Linked DNA regions of Mus musculus: region 1 is linked to region 2. A link is a loop called in an ENCODE intact Hi-C map of the cell type or tissue named here. Cell type or tissue: heart. All regions are shown on one strand.

Region 1 (8,000 bases), 210 kb before region 2:
TATAAACCTGTTTTATAAACCTGCATATGAAAGTTTGGATTACTCCATAGTCTTATTATCTTATTATTGTATGTGTACAGGAGCTTTGTTTGTATGTATGTCTGCACATTACATGTGTGCCTGGTCCAAAGAGCTGAAGTTACAGCTGGTTGGAAGCCACCATGTTGGTGCCAGGAATTGAACCTGGATCCTTGGGAAGAACAGCGAGCACTCTGAAATGCTGAGCCATCTCTCCAGTTCCTGTTTTGTTTTTATCTTTGAGACAGGATCTCATAGCGCCCAGGCTGGCCTCAAACTCAGTGTAGCTAAGGATGGTCTTAAATGTCGGGCCCTTCTGCCTCCATGTCCCAAGCGCTGGGGTTATAAGCATACACCACCACCTCAGTGTATGTGGCCTGGGGATGGAAATCAGGGCTCACACATGCCAGGCCAGCACTCTTACCATCTGAGCTATGCTTGTCCCTGACTCCTTCCAAACTCTTATAAGAACCAAAGCAGGAGGGTCGGCTAAGCCACTGTGACCATGGGTTAGGTAATCATTTCTTAGATTTGGCAGCTAAAAATTGGATTTTGCTAAATCAAGCTTTTATGCTTCAAAGGAAACTATCAAGAAAGTGAAGACAACACACAAAAGTGAAAAAATATTTGCAAAAACTGTATGATTGATAATGATCTGGAGCCTGGTTACAAAAATAATTCTTATAACCAAGCAACAAAATAACAAGTATTGATTCCCAAAGAAGTTGTACAAATAGGGGCTGGGGGGATGGCTCTGTGGATAAAGGGGCTTGCTGTCAACCCCGATGCCTGGATGTGTCTCTGGGACTCACATGACGGAAGGAGAAAAGGTCCTGACAAGCTCTTCTCCGACTTCTATTTCACCCCTTTCTCCTCCTCTGCCATATAAATAAATGTAATTAAGATGTTTTTAAGTATACAAATAGCCAGTTCAATATTATTGGTCATTAGAAAGCACTAACTGGGACCATAAGGAAGAGCAAGGGGTCAAGGGACACAGGGCCCAGCCGTGTCCAAGCGTCTCTGCAGGGGGAGGAGGCTCACCGTGCACTTGTGTGGCTTCTCACCCGTGTGTCTGCGCATGTGAACAACCAGCATGTACTGGGCCTTGAAGGGCTTCTGCTCTCTCGTGCAGGCCTGCCAGCGGCACACGAACTCCTTCTTCTCCCCGTGGATGTGTTCATTGTTGATATGCTGGAGGGCGGTAAGACAAGGCAGGGTGGGAAGGTGAGCACGGTTCGTTCTCTTCATCTGGGTCCATCCCGTGCAGAGCCCCTCCTCTCACAGACCACCTCCTGCCCTCAGGGACCATCATCCTATGCCAAAGTCTCTACCCTGGGGCCTATGTAGCACCCGCCTTGGTGAGGAGCACTGCAGTGACTGTGTATCTGTGTGTGGGTGGGGGGTGGGGGTTATGTGTGCACAGCACATTCGTGGATGGGGCTGAGGACAGCTGCCGAGCCCCTCATGGCCTTGGTGGGGGAGGAATGACATGGCTCCTGCCCCTGGGACAGGGCCAACTGGGCATGGGGGGAGTGTAGCTTAATGGTAGGATACTTGTCTATCACCCATGAGACCCCTCCCAAATACTTCTATGTGATATATGAGTGTGTGCATGTTTGTATGTGTATGTGCTGTGTCTACAGGTGTGCATAGAGGCCAGAGATCAACACAAGGTGTCACCCTGTCACTTTCCCCCTGGATTCTTTCAGACGGGGTTTCTCCGTTCTCCTGGGTTTATTAATTCAGCAAGATCAACTCGCCAGTGGTATTCAGGGAGCCTCTGTCTGCGCCTCCTCATGCTGGGATTATAGAAATGCACCACTGCACTTGGCTTTTTATGTGGCTGTCGGGGATCCGAATTCCGGTCTTTAGGCTTGTATGACAAGCACTTGTCGACTGAGCCATCTCTCTGGCTCCTCCTCTAAGTTTACTGATGATTAAAGGAGTCCACACATCCAGTTGAAGCTCAGGGCCTGACCTGTGTGGACATGGTGACTATGGGGATGCTGACGTACAAGCTAAGTGTGCAGTGAAGCAGACATACTGATCCTCCGGCTTGTGAGATGTATAAAGGAGGTTATCCTATCAGTGGAAAATAGAGCTTCCTCAGCTCCGTTTTTGAGGGAGGCTAGAGCCAGATCCTGACTCTCAGCTTCGGGCTCTAGGCCCAGTGCCTGGCTGACACTGGGGCTAAACAGCCCCGATGAGTGAGGTGGGTCAGCCAAGGTCACAACAAAGCCACAGCCTGACTTCTGCCTCTGTATTTTTACAAGGTACTCCTGGAAAACGTAAACCCGTGAGCTGTAGTCTCTCCCAGACAAATACATTTGCCATTTACACTGCTATCAAGGAGCTGAGTAACATGCTCTGGTAACACCATGTCCTAGAAGAGGAAAGGCCACTGGCCCGATGCCCTGTGCAGCATCCCAACTGTCAGCATAGATACCACCACCTTGGGAGCCTGTAAGACAGCAGCCCTTTGAACGTCTAGAAAAATCTTCTCCTATCAGCCTCCCTTTCCATTCACAAAGCCTTTCAAATGAGAAAAATGCTTCCTGACTACGCCTTTCATTTTTTTTCTTATTGGTTTACTTAGCGACAAATTGTTAATAATGGACGGGGAGTCTGGCTTGCCATCCATCTTCCCAGAGAGCAGAGAAGCAGTGCTAGGCAAAGGCAGGTCCTCTTTGTAGAGCAGCCTGCTTTCCAGGGCCAGGTAGGAGTGATCCCCTAGGGCCACAGAGATATCCCTAAAACAGTCCTCCTCAGGTCACAGCAGGAGTCTAACTAGGGGATCCTGTCCACTGGGTACTGAGGCAGAGACTCTCACTGGTCTGTAACTCATCAGGCCGGCTAGGGTGTTGGCATGCATCTTTCTTGGCCGCCTCACCAGTACTAGGATTAAAGGCATCTGACACCCCCCACCCCACCCCACCCCCTTTGTAAAGGGTTCTTAGGAACTGGAGCCAGGCCTTGCAAGCACTTTGTCCACTGAGCAGTCTCTCAATCACAGAACACATCTTTTTACATTGTCACCTCTGTATTTTTGCTTGAGCCCAGTCCTAGCCCAAGCATTGTCCCCGTTTCCCCAACCTAAGTGCTTGAACCTGCAATGCACAGTTCTGATTGCTACCTCTGCCTTCACTTGCTGCAAAGAGATTGGAAATATAGATTCAAGTTCTAGAATGAACTTCATGTGCATGCGGACTGCAGTTCAGAGCACCCAGTTTTGCTGTGCACCTCCTGTGGTGTGTGTGTGTATGTGTGTGTTCTTCATTATTCCTTCCCCTTATTCTCACACTTCTGTATTTTCTTGGATCTTCACATATACTACATATGTGTTTGGGGTAGGGTGAAGGGCCTCCAAGGCACCTGGTCACCATACCTCCCATTTTCTAGGGGTGGGGGTCCCCCTTCAACCCCTTTGAAGCACAGGCCTTGGAAGGCTCTAGGTCCATTGTGGTTGGGGCTCTGCATCCCTGGGTGGGAGCTGGGGACAGAGCTTACATGCACCAGCTGCTCCTGTGTGTCATACTCCTTGGTGCAGTCTGCCCAGTGGCAGTTGGTCTCGTAGATGACCACCTCGGCCTCCTGCTTACAGTCATCCCTGTCCAGGTCTTCCTTGAGATCGGCCAGCTGCTCCTAGGATAGGGAAGACCACAACCACATGAGCCATGCCTGGTAGCCTGGTCCTGAGGCTAGGCTGAGATGAAACTCAAGAGTTCATACCAAGGGCCCAAGGCTGCACACATGTGGACACACATGCACACATACAATATATGTACTTGTGCATACACACACACATATGTACACAGTGCATGCATACATCTGTACACATACAACATAGGCACACAGAGTCACACGCCACAGCCTCTTTCCTCAGCTCAGCATAAGGGAACCCCTTGTCACAGGCAACTGTCCTGGGCCCTTCCTGCTCTCTGGTCATCATGAAGAGATTCTAACCAGCACTGCCCCCACCCCCACCCCACCCCTCATTTGCAAGTGGAAGAAAGGAACGTGGGTTTGGTTTCTGTTGCAGGTAACTGAGGCCCACAATCACTGGCGATGTGGAGATGGAAACTCCATTAAGTGTGTGAGGTTCCTGCCTGGAGAACTGCCTCCCCCTCCAAGTCCTTTTCCTTCTAAATATTTTTTGTCATACTGTTTCTTCTTTCTCAAGTGCACTATGGGCACTCGGCTCACATCAGCACAGTGCCAGCATCTGCCAAGTGCTCTGCAGAGAAAACGCACACCCCTTAGACCCTTAGGCACCCTTCCCTGCCTCAGCCCTTCTTCACTCTTGTATCACAGCTAGGGAATCTGAAGCTCAAGGAGATGTGGCTTCTCCTCTCCATGGCCGATATGGGGACTGGAGTAGCTTAGATATGGACTTGTGTCTCCGTTCCTATTAAGGGACCCTCAACGGAGGGACTGTCTAGATTGGAATGGCCTGTGGGCCAGTTTGGGGGATTGTCTTGATTGTTAATTGATGCAGCAGGACCTGCGGGTGGCACCATGCCCCATAGAAAAGCTAGCTGAGCGTGAACCAGCAGGCAATGCCCTCCGTGGCTTCTGCCTTGAGTTCCTGTCTTGGCTTGCCTCAGGGATGGACCTAACTTGGACGTGTAAGGCAACAAACCCCTTTCTTTCCTACTTGCTGTTGGTCAGAGTGATGTCATGGAAATGGAGCACTCGTTTGACTACATTAGTGTTATGAGGCTATTTCAAAGATGAAACTTAGAGAAACAGCCTCATGTCACAGTGGACCTGTCTGGAATGGGGGTCATGACCAGGGATACATTCTCCAGGCTGGGAGGCAAGGTCCAGGGAGGGCCCATGAAGTCTAGTGAGATCAATCCAGTGTTTAACAGGTCTCCCAGGCATCCTGGGAGGCAAAGTAAGGCCAGAAGCAATGTTACAAAGACAGCTCCCCCCCCAACCCTCGCTTTTTTTTTTTTTTTAAGTTTTTTGAGACAGTTTCTCTGTATAACTGGGTATCACGCACCTCACTGTATACATCAGGCTGGGATTAAAGGCATATGCCACCTGGCCATGTTCAACTTATTTTTAAAAACAGCAGGAATGTATCCTGACTCTCCTGGGTTGTGGCTTTAGATCAAGAACATTTGCCTAACACACATAAGATACCAGGTTTAATCCCCTGTGCTGCAAAACAGGAAAATAGACACAAGGAAGAGCTTCAGGGAAACAAGGACAGTGCTGGCTAACAGGGACAGGCTCTTTGCCAGGTTAAGGACCGGAGTGTCCACTGGCATGGTCACTCGTGAACAGCAAGCTCATCTCAGAACGACAACATTTCCCATGGTGGGCCACAGACACAGGAACTCTCTGATATTGCTACAACCTTTTCCAAAAGGGACCCCGGGTTCACCATCAGGGACCCTCTGAACAAGCGCCCTGGCTGTGCAGAGAACAATGCTGCTACTATGTCGACGTAAGCAACCTCTGCACTGAGGTCAGTCGGAACACCTCACTTCCGGGTTTCCAGCAGCCAGCGGCTGTTGAGATGAGAATGTAGAGAGGTCTCCTAGTGCCCACAGTGCAACAGAAGAACATCTGGGATTATCTCCCCTACACATACACTGCAGGCCAGCTGGCCTAGCAGTGGGCTGCCCCAAGGCCAAGGCAAGGATCCTCCCAGTCTGCAATTTGAGGGCTTCAGCAGAAAGCACCATTACCTCTATCCTTTCTGCCAAAGGGAGGCAAGTGAACCACACATGGGACGACATGGACCCGACTCTGAGGGAAGGCCTTCTGCAGTGCCTGTGAGTGGACTGCCTCCCCGGGCTCCCATCCCTCACTTATCTGAGAGAGGGACTCACAGAGCGCCAGCCTGGCAATACTATGCTGCCAAGGCTGGCCTTAGTCCCCAGTCCTCCTGCCTCCTCCTTCAGGGCTGGGATCCCAGGAATGTACCACCATGCCCAGTTTGCTTTCATAGTTTCTCTGCATGTTACTGGTACACAGGAACGTGACTGACTTCTGTGTGCTCATTCTGTATTCTGTCATTTTGCTGCAAGTGGTTTTCAACTTAGAGAGTTTTCCAGTGGAGTCTTTAGGGTCTCATCCATGTCATCTGCAAATAAGGGTGTTCTGACTCCTTCCCTTGCTATTTGTATCTCATGTGTTCCCCCTGCCATAATCTCATGTGCTGACTGAAACTAAGCACTGTGTTGAACAAGTGTGGGGAAAGCGGACACCCTTGTCTTCCTGATTATAGTTTCATCTAGTATCATGTTGGATGAATGTGACAAACTAATCACAGTAAGAAAATTAATTAATCGATCTCAGAAAGACAAATACTGCATTCTGTCTCTCACCTGTGAGACCTTGACTTTATAGGTGCATAGAACCCTATCTGCACAGGTGACATGAGAGTAACAAGGCCATCAAGGGGAGTGGGGGAGGGGCTAGGGGTGAGGGTGGGGTGGGGTGATAGTGAGGGTAGAGGGAACTAGGCTATGGGGAGAATATGCTTGAAATGCCTTATGCACTTATACGAAACTGTTCTTATGCAAGTGTGTGTGTGTGTGTGTGTGTGTGTGTGTGTGTGTGTGTTTTCAGGTACACTGTTGTACATGAATTGAGGGCCAGAGGACAGCCTTAGCTATCACTCTTCACTACCTACTTTGTTTTTGTTTGTTTGTTTGTTTGTTGAGACAGGGTTTCTCTGTGTAGCCCTGGCTGTCCTGGAACTCACTCTGTAGACCAGGCTGGCCTTGAACTCAGAAATCTGCCTGCCTCAGCCTCCCAAGTGCTGGGATTAGTGGCATGTACAAATGCCAGAACTTGCTGACGCGGTTAGACTGGTTGACCAACAAGGCCCAGGGATCCACCTGTCTCTGCCACAGCTCTGAGATTATAGGTACATGTCCCTGGATCCAGCTTTTTACATGATGCTAGGGATTCGAACTCAGGTCCTCACACTTGTATGGCAAGCACTTTACTGACTGGATCATCTTCCCAGCCCCTTGCAAAAGTTCTCTCTCTCTCTCTCTCTCTCTCTCTCTCTCTCTCTCTCTCTCTCTCTCTCTTTCTCTCTCCTCCTTCCCTCCCTCCTTTCCTTCCTAAGTGCTGTGGGCACAGGCAAGAAGAAGGCCTCTGGGTGGCTTTCCTAGAGCATAGGGCAGTAATGAGGCCCCACCCATGGATGGTGAGACTCCAAGGTACTTAGCAAGCACCCACCGTGGTGCCCCTCCCTGTCCTCAACATTTCTGCATGTTTATCTTCCTGGATATGTGCTGTCCTCATCAATTTCAGCACACACCCCTCCCCGTGATGGCCAGCCTCGTGGAAACTATGCATCATGTTCTGACTAGTGCCGGTGTCAGTGAGGGGAGAGGAATTTGTCATCAACCCCTCTGTTTGCCTGACAATAAGAGGACCTAATATTTCATGAAAATTAAGTGCCTAGAGCATGCCTGATGGTTTACAGTCTTGATAAAGGATAGACCAGCAGATGCTGGGAGCCAGGGACCAGAGGGAGGCTTGAGTATCCTTGGTGACTGTGCATTGTGGACTAACAGATGGAGACTATGCCACTGTGAGGGCATAGGGCTCAGAGGTTTAAAGTCAAGGTCAGCAGCGGCTAAGCCTTTTGAATGCCAGAACCCTGCATGACAATGAGGGTAGCAATGGCCTGTGTGTCCTCCTAGGAACAGAGTGAGTAGTAGGACTTCCAAGGGCCCCTCCATAGAGGCTGGGCCCAGTCATGCTGGCTCCCTCACTACCAGGAGTTATCCTTCCCACCTGAAGTGACCCAGCAGCCGGCATTTAAGTTACCCAGGAGCACCAGCACTAAAGGATCTAGTGTGAGCAGTGGGCTCCAGGAGAGGGGGCAGCCTTGAGAACCAGAGCCACTTAGGGGAACGTGAGGAGCTCAGACTCAAGGCTGAGGCTGTATGTGTAGATAGTTGAAGTCTGAAGGAAGTGGAAGGGAAGAAAACGTTAGTATTCAT
Region 2 (8,000 bases):
GAAGAAAGGAGGGAGTTGCTTCCCTGGGGTTCCCTTTCAATGGGCCCTGGCCCAGCAGCTGCAGCTGTCCACAGTGAAGTCCACCTGGCCTCTGGCCCCTGATGTGCCAGTTAACAGGCTACAGGTAGACCTCCCACCCAAGACCCCCGCCTAAAGACACAGGGAAAGCAGCCCCACCTTGTTCCCTGCGGTTTGCACCAGCGAAGGCCAGCTGCACCCACAAGGTTTTAGGACTCTGTTTTTGAGCTTTAACAAGCCAGCTGGGTGTGAGGGGTCACAGCCGCATTCACAGTGCATACAACAACCTCATGGTCTCATTTAAAGGGAACTGCTAGTGTCTGGGCACTGAAGTTTTCCGGGAGTGGAATGCTGAGGGAAGAAGAGTACTTAGTGTAGGCAAATATCCAATTTTGTCTGCCTGCTTGCAGACTGTCCCGGATTCACTAATCCAGCCCCAGGGGCTGCACTGTGTACAGGGCTCTTGTAGAAGTACAAAAAAAGAGTGAAGTATTTGTGTATTTTTCAGGCTGCAGTGCAAACAAGCCAGCTACAGAACACAGCCCCTGAGACCCCCACAGCAGCTAGGAAATGAGCCTGTGACCAGTAACCACACACACACACACACACACACACACACACACACACACAAACACACCCTCTTACAATTATGCAACTCAAAAGCACACCCTCTTTGATTGCTCAGTGCTCAATGTTCTTCCAAGCCTGCAAGGCCCAAGGAACATCCTGAGAAAGTGAAGCTAACTCCATATACACTTCAAGGTGGTCCTCCTTCCAAGCAAGCCCGGCTTGAATTTGGGAGAAGACCTCAGTGAGTCTGAATTCTGTGCATATTTCCACCATCTCAGTTCCCACCTAAGCACAGAAACAGATCTATCAATCCCAGTCCCAGTTCGTTCATGGAGGAGTCCAGCCCTGGGTGGGAAGATACTTGCTTCCCATCGGCCTCTCCCACAGATACAGGACAAAGACAAGAGCAGATCTCCTACAGGGCACAGTACACAGAACCTTCTTCTGTGTGTTGTGACTCTAAGCCCCCTAGAATCAGGAAATACCTCATGACATTTGGGGGCATCCTAAGTCTCCCTAAACATAATTAATGTTAAAACTCATCAGGTGAGCTTTCCATACAGCAGGCAGCGTCTGAGTAGAAACTGTATCCTGAAGAGGCCATACCCAACTCTTGGAACCCTCTAGAGAGAAGGAGCTGGTTGGAGAAAGGGAAAGCAAGATGTAGAGACTCTAGGAGTGAAGCCTTTAGCAGGAGGGGTCTGCGTGGTTTAGATTAGACATTCTGGGATTAGTGCCCAGGATAGAACAGAAGCTGGGAGAAAGCAAGAGCCTCAAAACTCAAAGCGAGTAAGCATCAGGAATGTTTCCTCCTACTTGGGGGAGACCAATCCAGGTAGGAACACAATGTATTCCCTCCCCAATTCCAGACCAACTGAGCCATTGAAGGGGCTAGTCCCCCAGACACACGGAAGCCTACTCAAAAAGGGAAACCGCAGCCAAGGTGAGGAAATGGGCGGGGAGGGGGCTCGAAGGAGAGGTGGCTAGAACAAACAGATAACATCAGGGAGACTTGTGACAAGCCCGCCTATTCTGCCCGCTATCCCCCCCGTGCTGTATATTTTGGATTTCACCGTTTATTTACTTTTCTTTTTTGGCACCGAGCCCCCGGAGCATGCCAATACAATATTTGTTTAAACACTATTTTATGCCGCTTGCGAGGGAAACGTTTACTTTCAAATTCTCCAACATCCCCCAGAGCCTCGTCTGCAAACAGCATATGAGCGTTTTACAACTGTTCCCTTTATCTGAAGCTGTGGGGATTAAACCTTTACACGCCCAGCGAGGGCGGAGGGGCAAGGGGCCCAGGACATCGTGCGGCCACCGAACAGCAAGATGAAGGATGCCCCAGCTGGGGAACAGAGAGGTACAGAACCCATCCCTTCCCAGTCTCTGAAGGATGAGACTACCAAGAGAAGTCTCTCCTACCCCTGCTCCAACTGGGATCGGCTCTGGGAATCACAGGACAGTTACACACACAGACACACACACAAAGCCTGGAAGGAGAGGCGCCCTGGGGGATCCCCACAAACTCCTTGCGTCTCTGTAGCCAGGTCACTCGAGGTGAAGCGCAAGGGCTCCATCCTTAGTGTCCTCAAGCTCTAAAAGTCAGGTTTCCTAGGAAATGAGAGCAATTGCTGCCGGGCTGAAAAGGAGCCCAGTTGGGTGGACTTCCAGCTCCCGGCGCGGCGGGAGCCCTCTCGAACTCACTCAAGCACACGGTCCCTCCCCCCACCCCCAATCCCGGAGGAAAAAAAACGCTCCCCTCTCTCTAAACCCTTAATAGGATTGGCGCCCAACTCTGTCCGCGCCGCTCCTCATCCATCACACACAGATCAAGTTGCAGTAGTGGATTTTTCAAATTCCTCAGCAAATATACTTGTTGAGAGATTGCTTGGGGGGTGTTAAGTGGGGGCTAGGATGAAAGCGAGGAGTAGGGGGAACCGATCCCTCGGCGAAGGATTACGCGTGGATCCATTCTGGAAGTCAAGGGGATCTGGAGACCTAGGATAAGAGAGAAAGGTAAGGAAGCCAGAACCGAGGTCCAGAGACTGGCGGCGGAGGGAAGGGGCAACAGGGTTCAACGAGAGGGAAAGAAGGAAGAAAGAAAAGACTGGCTCCTGGACGCGGACTCGCAGCGCGGAGAAGTAGAGTTGCAAGTTTCCAAGTGGCCGGCGGCGGTTGCAGCACACCGCACAGTCCCACAGGCGCGCTCCCAGCTGCCCATCTAAGGGAGCTTCGGCGCACCCCAGCCCCCACGTCGCCCCCAAACAGTTCCAGGCTCCAAGCGGTACCACCGGTCAAAGACCGGCCTACCCGAGCAACCCAAGAACAAGAAGCACTTCCCCTCAAGTGGAGGGCTGTGGTAATAAAATCGACCCCGGCCACGAGTTCTGATCCCCAAGATCCTCCTTAAGCCCTGCCGCTGCTGGACCAGGGCACTAATCAGGGTTGCCTTCTTTAGCCGGCCCCCCTAAAATCAGTGTCACGATCTCGATTCCGGTAAACGGATGAGAGACACTCCAAGACCGCCACAGCATCTCAGCCGAAGCTGGCCAGGCTAGGAAGTGCTTCGCCACCAAGAGTAAGGGGAGGAAAAAAAAAAAAAGAAAGAAAGAAAGAAAAGAAAAAAGGAAGGGTGGGAAGGCCAATGCAACTTTACCGAGGAGACAAAAGTTTGCCTCTAGCATGCAGGTGGCCTCTCGGGCGCCGGGCAGTGGTTGCAGGGCCCCATCCCAACTTGGCTGGAGTGGGGCTGCCGAGTGCGGGGGCTCCGGCTGCCGGGGCGGGGCTGGCCAGGCAGAGGAGGGGACCAAGGCGGGCGGGGGACTCGGGCAGTCCCTAAGGACACCAGGCCAGCAGCTCCGGGCGGCTGCGATGCTACGCACGACCCGTGCTCCTTCCTCTGGCTCCTCCTCGCCTTCCTCCGCGTCCTCTGTAGCCGCCGCCGCCGCCTCCCGCTCCTCCTCGAAGTCTCATTGATGAGAGGAGTTTGAAAAAAAGTCCGCGGAGCCGTGCTGCCTCGGCTGGCGAACGCCGGCACTCATGCAATCCATCAGCGTCTCTGGGATGGCGCAGCGCCCCCGCGCGCTGAGCTTGGGCAAACCCTGATCGTCGCGTCCTTAGCTTGCCCGCCCCGCCGCGTGCACCCTGCCTCTGAGGCTGGGGGTGGGGGGACACCACCCTGGAGGGGGATTGCCAGCGGGCGAACACAGACTCTCCCCCACCTCAGCTCCAGCAAGGAAAGCACCCCTTCGGAAAGTTCCAGCGGGGGACCAGAGAACCCAGGAGTTAGGGAGTGGGGGTGGGGGGTGACGACCCAGACGCCACTCTGGAGGAGAAGAGCTGGGACTATCGCAGATTCTTCCAACCCAGTTCGGAGGAAATAAAGCACCCCTACCAGAAAGTTCCAGCTACAGGAGCACACGCCAGTCTCAAACACTTTTTCTAAGGCGCCGGGTTGGGGGGTTGCTAACTCAAGTCAGATGAGCTCCGGAGCTCGGGCGCTGCGACTGCTGGTTTCAATATCTGAACTCCCCCTTTCTTCCCAACCCCCTCAGCCCTCCGCTGGTTGTTCCCAAAACTCCCGGATCCTCTGTGCGCCGTAGCAGAAGGAAGACACGTGGGTTGGGAAGCAAGACTGGATTCACGCAGGCCCTCGTCGCCCGGGCAGCTAGTGCAGGTGCCCGGGGTCCCAGGCGCCCCTCGCCATGGCTCGCTCACGCCGCCATCTGAGAGCACGCCGGCGACAAGTGACGCCAACCTTAGGCTTGCTGCTTATGTTTTGCAGTGAGAGGGGTCTTTCTTTCTTTCTTTCTTTCTTTCTTTCTTTCTTTCTTTCTTTCTTTCTTTCTTTTTCTTTTTCTTTTTCTTTTTTTTCTCTTTTTTTTTTAATCCCGGAGACTCCATTGAAGCTGCTGCAGCCAGATGGAAGTAATCAGAGGGAGAAGGAAGAATTAGGCTCACCGAAGTTGCAGGCCAAAGTGTAGATGAGGCTGTTCATGAAAGCATTTGCTTAAGTAGCCCCGGCTTTCCATACAGTCCAGAACTGTCCACTCCAAGAAGCAAGCAGGCAGCAAATGGCCGTGCCCTCCCAAGCCATGGGACTCAGCTTCCTCTCCTGGGCTCTGCTCTTAGAAAGCTGCCCGCGGGACTTCTTTATATTTCTTCCTGAGGTCTAGTTCCTTTGTATTGCTTAGCCTGCCATAGGGTATCCTCCTTTTAAAGGTGGAGTGACTGATGCCTGAGGACGCTTAGAAACTTGCCCACAATAATCTAAGGTCGGTCCATTTAAATAGAGGTGTCCTGTTGAGAATGTTGGTCACATCTCTTTCGAGCCCCTCCTTCTCAAAGCAAGAGAACCAAGCCTCCAGACCAATTCCACCCTGCCTTAGAGAAAGCTCCTTCTCAGCCCATGTTACTCACTGATTGGATCACTGTTGGTGGACGGCACAGTTTACACCGTGGGCTCTCCCTTAGCTTTATTTGTTTCTGCAAGTCAGTATCTATTTTATGAAATAGCCCAAGGCATTCCAAATGCTATGGATACTCTCCTTCCGAGGTCCACTTCCAAGACCCTGAGTTTTACATTTAAAGTTTATATTCCACATATTGATTTTGTGGGACAGGGTGTGAGGTCACAGTCCTCTGGCAGCAGTCAGAGGACAGGGCAGAGGGGGCTGTTTCTCTCCTTCTGTCATGTGGGTGCTGAGGACCCCACCCAGGCTCGCAGCAAGCACCTTTGCTGGCCTAGTCTTTTACTGACCTTGACTTACTTTTTAACAGAAGGGGAAGTGCTGTGTCCCATTCTTCCTTTCTTGTTACCTTCCTTCTTGATCTAGAGCGGGGAAGGGCAGAGATGCTACAAGGATTTGATGCTAACTTTGTCTTCCCCAAAGTCATCTTCCCAGGTTGGAAGTCAGGGGGAGTGGGGGTGGGGAGGTGACAAGGTGTTCAAATGGAAAACTTTCTGGTGTGGCGATACATGGTGGGGTGTGACAGGACGTTTTTCTGAGAAGATGCAGCTTGTGTCTACTTCTCTGCCCCTCACACCCAGGGAGGAACCCACAATAGTCCAAAGTGTGGATACCACTGCAGTCTGACTTGGTGAACCCATGAGGTTTGTGTCTTACAGGCTGTGGATGAGGAGTTACTTACAGGAACGGAAATGACTCAAAGACCAGCTGCACACTGAAGCCCACCCCAGTGTGGGGACAGCTTACCAAGCTGGGAACCTGTGCACCAGGCGGCTCAACAGACTGGAGAGTGTCCTGTGCTCTCCATGCCTCAGTGGGGCTAAACCTCTTCCAGACAACCAGCCGCTGTCTGCTTCTTTCAGGCTGCTGCTCTGGTGTCCAGACTTTGCCCCTTTGGCTTGTCTGAGCGTCTCCTTGGCAGCCCAATTTCTTCATGTGAGGGAGACTCTCAACTTTTATTATTTATGCTGGCAGGGAGGGGCCTAGTGATTCTGGTAAGTTCCAGGGCCTTCCTGAAGCTATTTTGAGTTGTTTACCTTCCTGTTCAAAGAGTTTCCCTGTAGGGTGGACTCTCTTTCAATCTCAGAGGAAACCTAAGTTAGGCAAGTGCCTTCGGTCCTAAGACTCCAGAGGCAGACAGACCTCTGAGGGTGAGAAGCTAGCCTGGTCTACACTGCCAGTTCCAGACCAGCCAGGGTCATACAATGAGACCCTGTCTTTAAAAACAAAAAGAATAATAATAAAAATAAAACCTTACAGAAGTCAGTACGGAAAATGTGGGATAAAGGCCATGGAGAAGGGCCAGAAGTCAGGGCACTTGGTGTGGATCTATTCTGACTTGATTGGATCCCTAGGACTCACGTAAAGTCAGGACAGACTCCAGCAGATTGTCCTCTGACCTCTACGTACCATCTGTGACATTTGAGCCCCGCCCCCAATACATGTAAACAAACCCCAGAAAAACAGAAAGAGATATCTGAAGGAGGCTGGCTTTTTCCTTTAAATGTCAGAACATCAGATGGTCACTCCTCCCGGCTGCTTCTTCTCACTCCCGCTGAGCTTTCCGAACATAGACAGCAAAAGTGAACCCTCTCCCTCCCTTGGCTGCATTTAATGACGCCATTCATATGGGCCCTGTGAAGCCAGGACTCCTTTCTCCTGGCTGGAATATTAGCGGAGTCAGCTGATTACTTCATTAAAGCTTGTCTCTGTGGGTTTCTTTGCGTTGTAAAGTTTGTGGAGAAATCTAAACAAATCAGCATCTGGAGAAAGAGGGAGAGATTGCTCTTTCTCTGTTTTTCTTCTCGGACCAGCTCAACTCCTGCCAGAATCCAGGCCCTCACCAAACCTTCCTGGCTTATTTTGGCAAGACAGTGGTAGCAGAGATGAAGGTGGAAATGTTTGGGGTTTGAGGGGAGCTGAGAAAACAGCACATCCCACTGTCTGCAGATGGTCAGAAGAGGTGCTCGCTTATCCCAGAGCTTATACTCAGTGTAGGGCATTAGTCAAGTCCGGCTTTCTTCTGCAGCTTTCTGTGTAGCCAGTGCTAGTGTCGTGACACCCACCATGGTGAGTAGCACCCACAGCATCCCTCCTTCCCTATGCTTCATAGTGATAAAGATGGACAGGGATGGAGGAAGTGGAAATGGCTTTTCTTGTCCTTCTTGGTGATTTGAATAGGATGTTTCCTGTAGTCTCATCCACTGCAATGCTTAGTTACCAGTGAATGGAATTGTTTGGGAAGAATTAGGAGGTGTGGCCTTGTAGGAAAAGGTCTGTCACTGGGAGTGAGCTTTGAGGTTTCAAAACCCACCAATACCCTCTTCTTTTCCTCCTCTTCTCTTTCCCTCTCCTCCTCCTGCCATTATGATAATGAACTAACCCTCTAAAACTTTATGCAAGCCCCAATCAAATGCTTTATTTTATAATTTACCTTGGCCATTTTGTCTCCTCTTAGCAATAGACCACTGACTAAGACACCATCTGAATGGGTGAAACCCTGTTCCCCGGGGAAGCTGTCTGCAATTCAGAGCCTTCTGAACCATGTTTCCATCCCCATATTTGTGTGGGAGTTTAGGGAGAGGGTACATTAAAAGAAAAACTTCTTGAAGGCAGGATTCCCTGTTACTCTCAAACTCACTATGTAGCCAAGGATAGCCTTGAACTTCTAATTTTCTCCCTCCAGCCCTGAATGCTGGGGTTCTAGGTATGCAGCATGAACTATACAGTTTGATGCATGCAGGGGATGAAATGTGGTACTTCCTAAGTGCTAGGCTAGCTGTCTACTGCGCTACGTGCTCAGTACTATATGTCTTAGATTTTTATATGACTGGCAGTGTGGTTTCTTCAAGCCATTGTCACCACTCAAAGGTAACACATCAAAACAAGGCATTACAATGTCTGTGACACTGTCAGGCAATGATATATCTTTTTTTT

What was found. Hi-C counts contacts between places; a loop is a spot of excess contacts. Peaks named below come from ENCODE experiments on the same cell type or tissue, not always from the same donor. Only the 100,000 strongest peaks of a DNase experiment are listed, where the experiment ranks them.
Region 1: it touches region 2 in a loop (2.1-fold over the local background); 3 of 42 quality-filtered maps call a loop at or near these places.

The regions. Positions count from the first base shown.
Region 1 is chr1:118,844,855-118,852,854 of GRCm38, forward strand. It overlaps Gli2 (GLI-Kruppel family member GLI2), which reads right to left. Exons shown (of 14, transcript NM_001081125.1): 9 at 3,529-3,663; 10 at 1,063-1,212. Among named protein-coding and RNA genes, the nearest start is that of Mir6346, 110 kb to the right of the region's middle. In heart, a CTCF peak has its summit at 4,528 (motif pointing right); no DNase peak of the experiment used is centred here.
Region 2 is chr1:119,050,052-119,058,051 of GRCm38, forward strand. It overlaps Gli2 (GLI-Kruppel family member GLI2), which reads right to left and starts at 3,568. Exons shown (of 14, transcript NM_001081125.1): 1 at 3,251-3,568. In heart, a CTCF peak has its summit at 3,663; DNase peaks (open chromatin) are centred at 240, 2,080, 3,560, 4,100 and 2 weaker places; H3K4me3 peaks cover 3,976 bases; H3K27ac peaks cover 3,110 bases; H3K27me3 peaks cover 1,895 bases.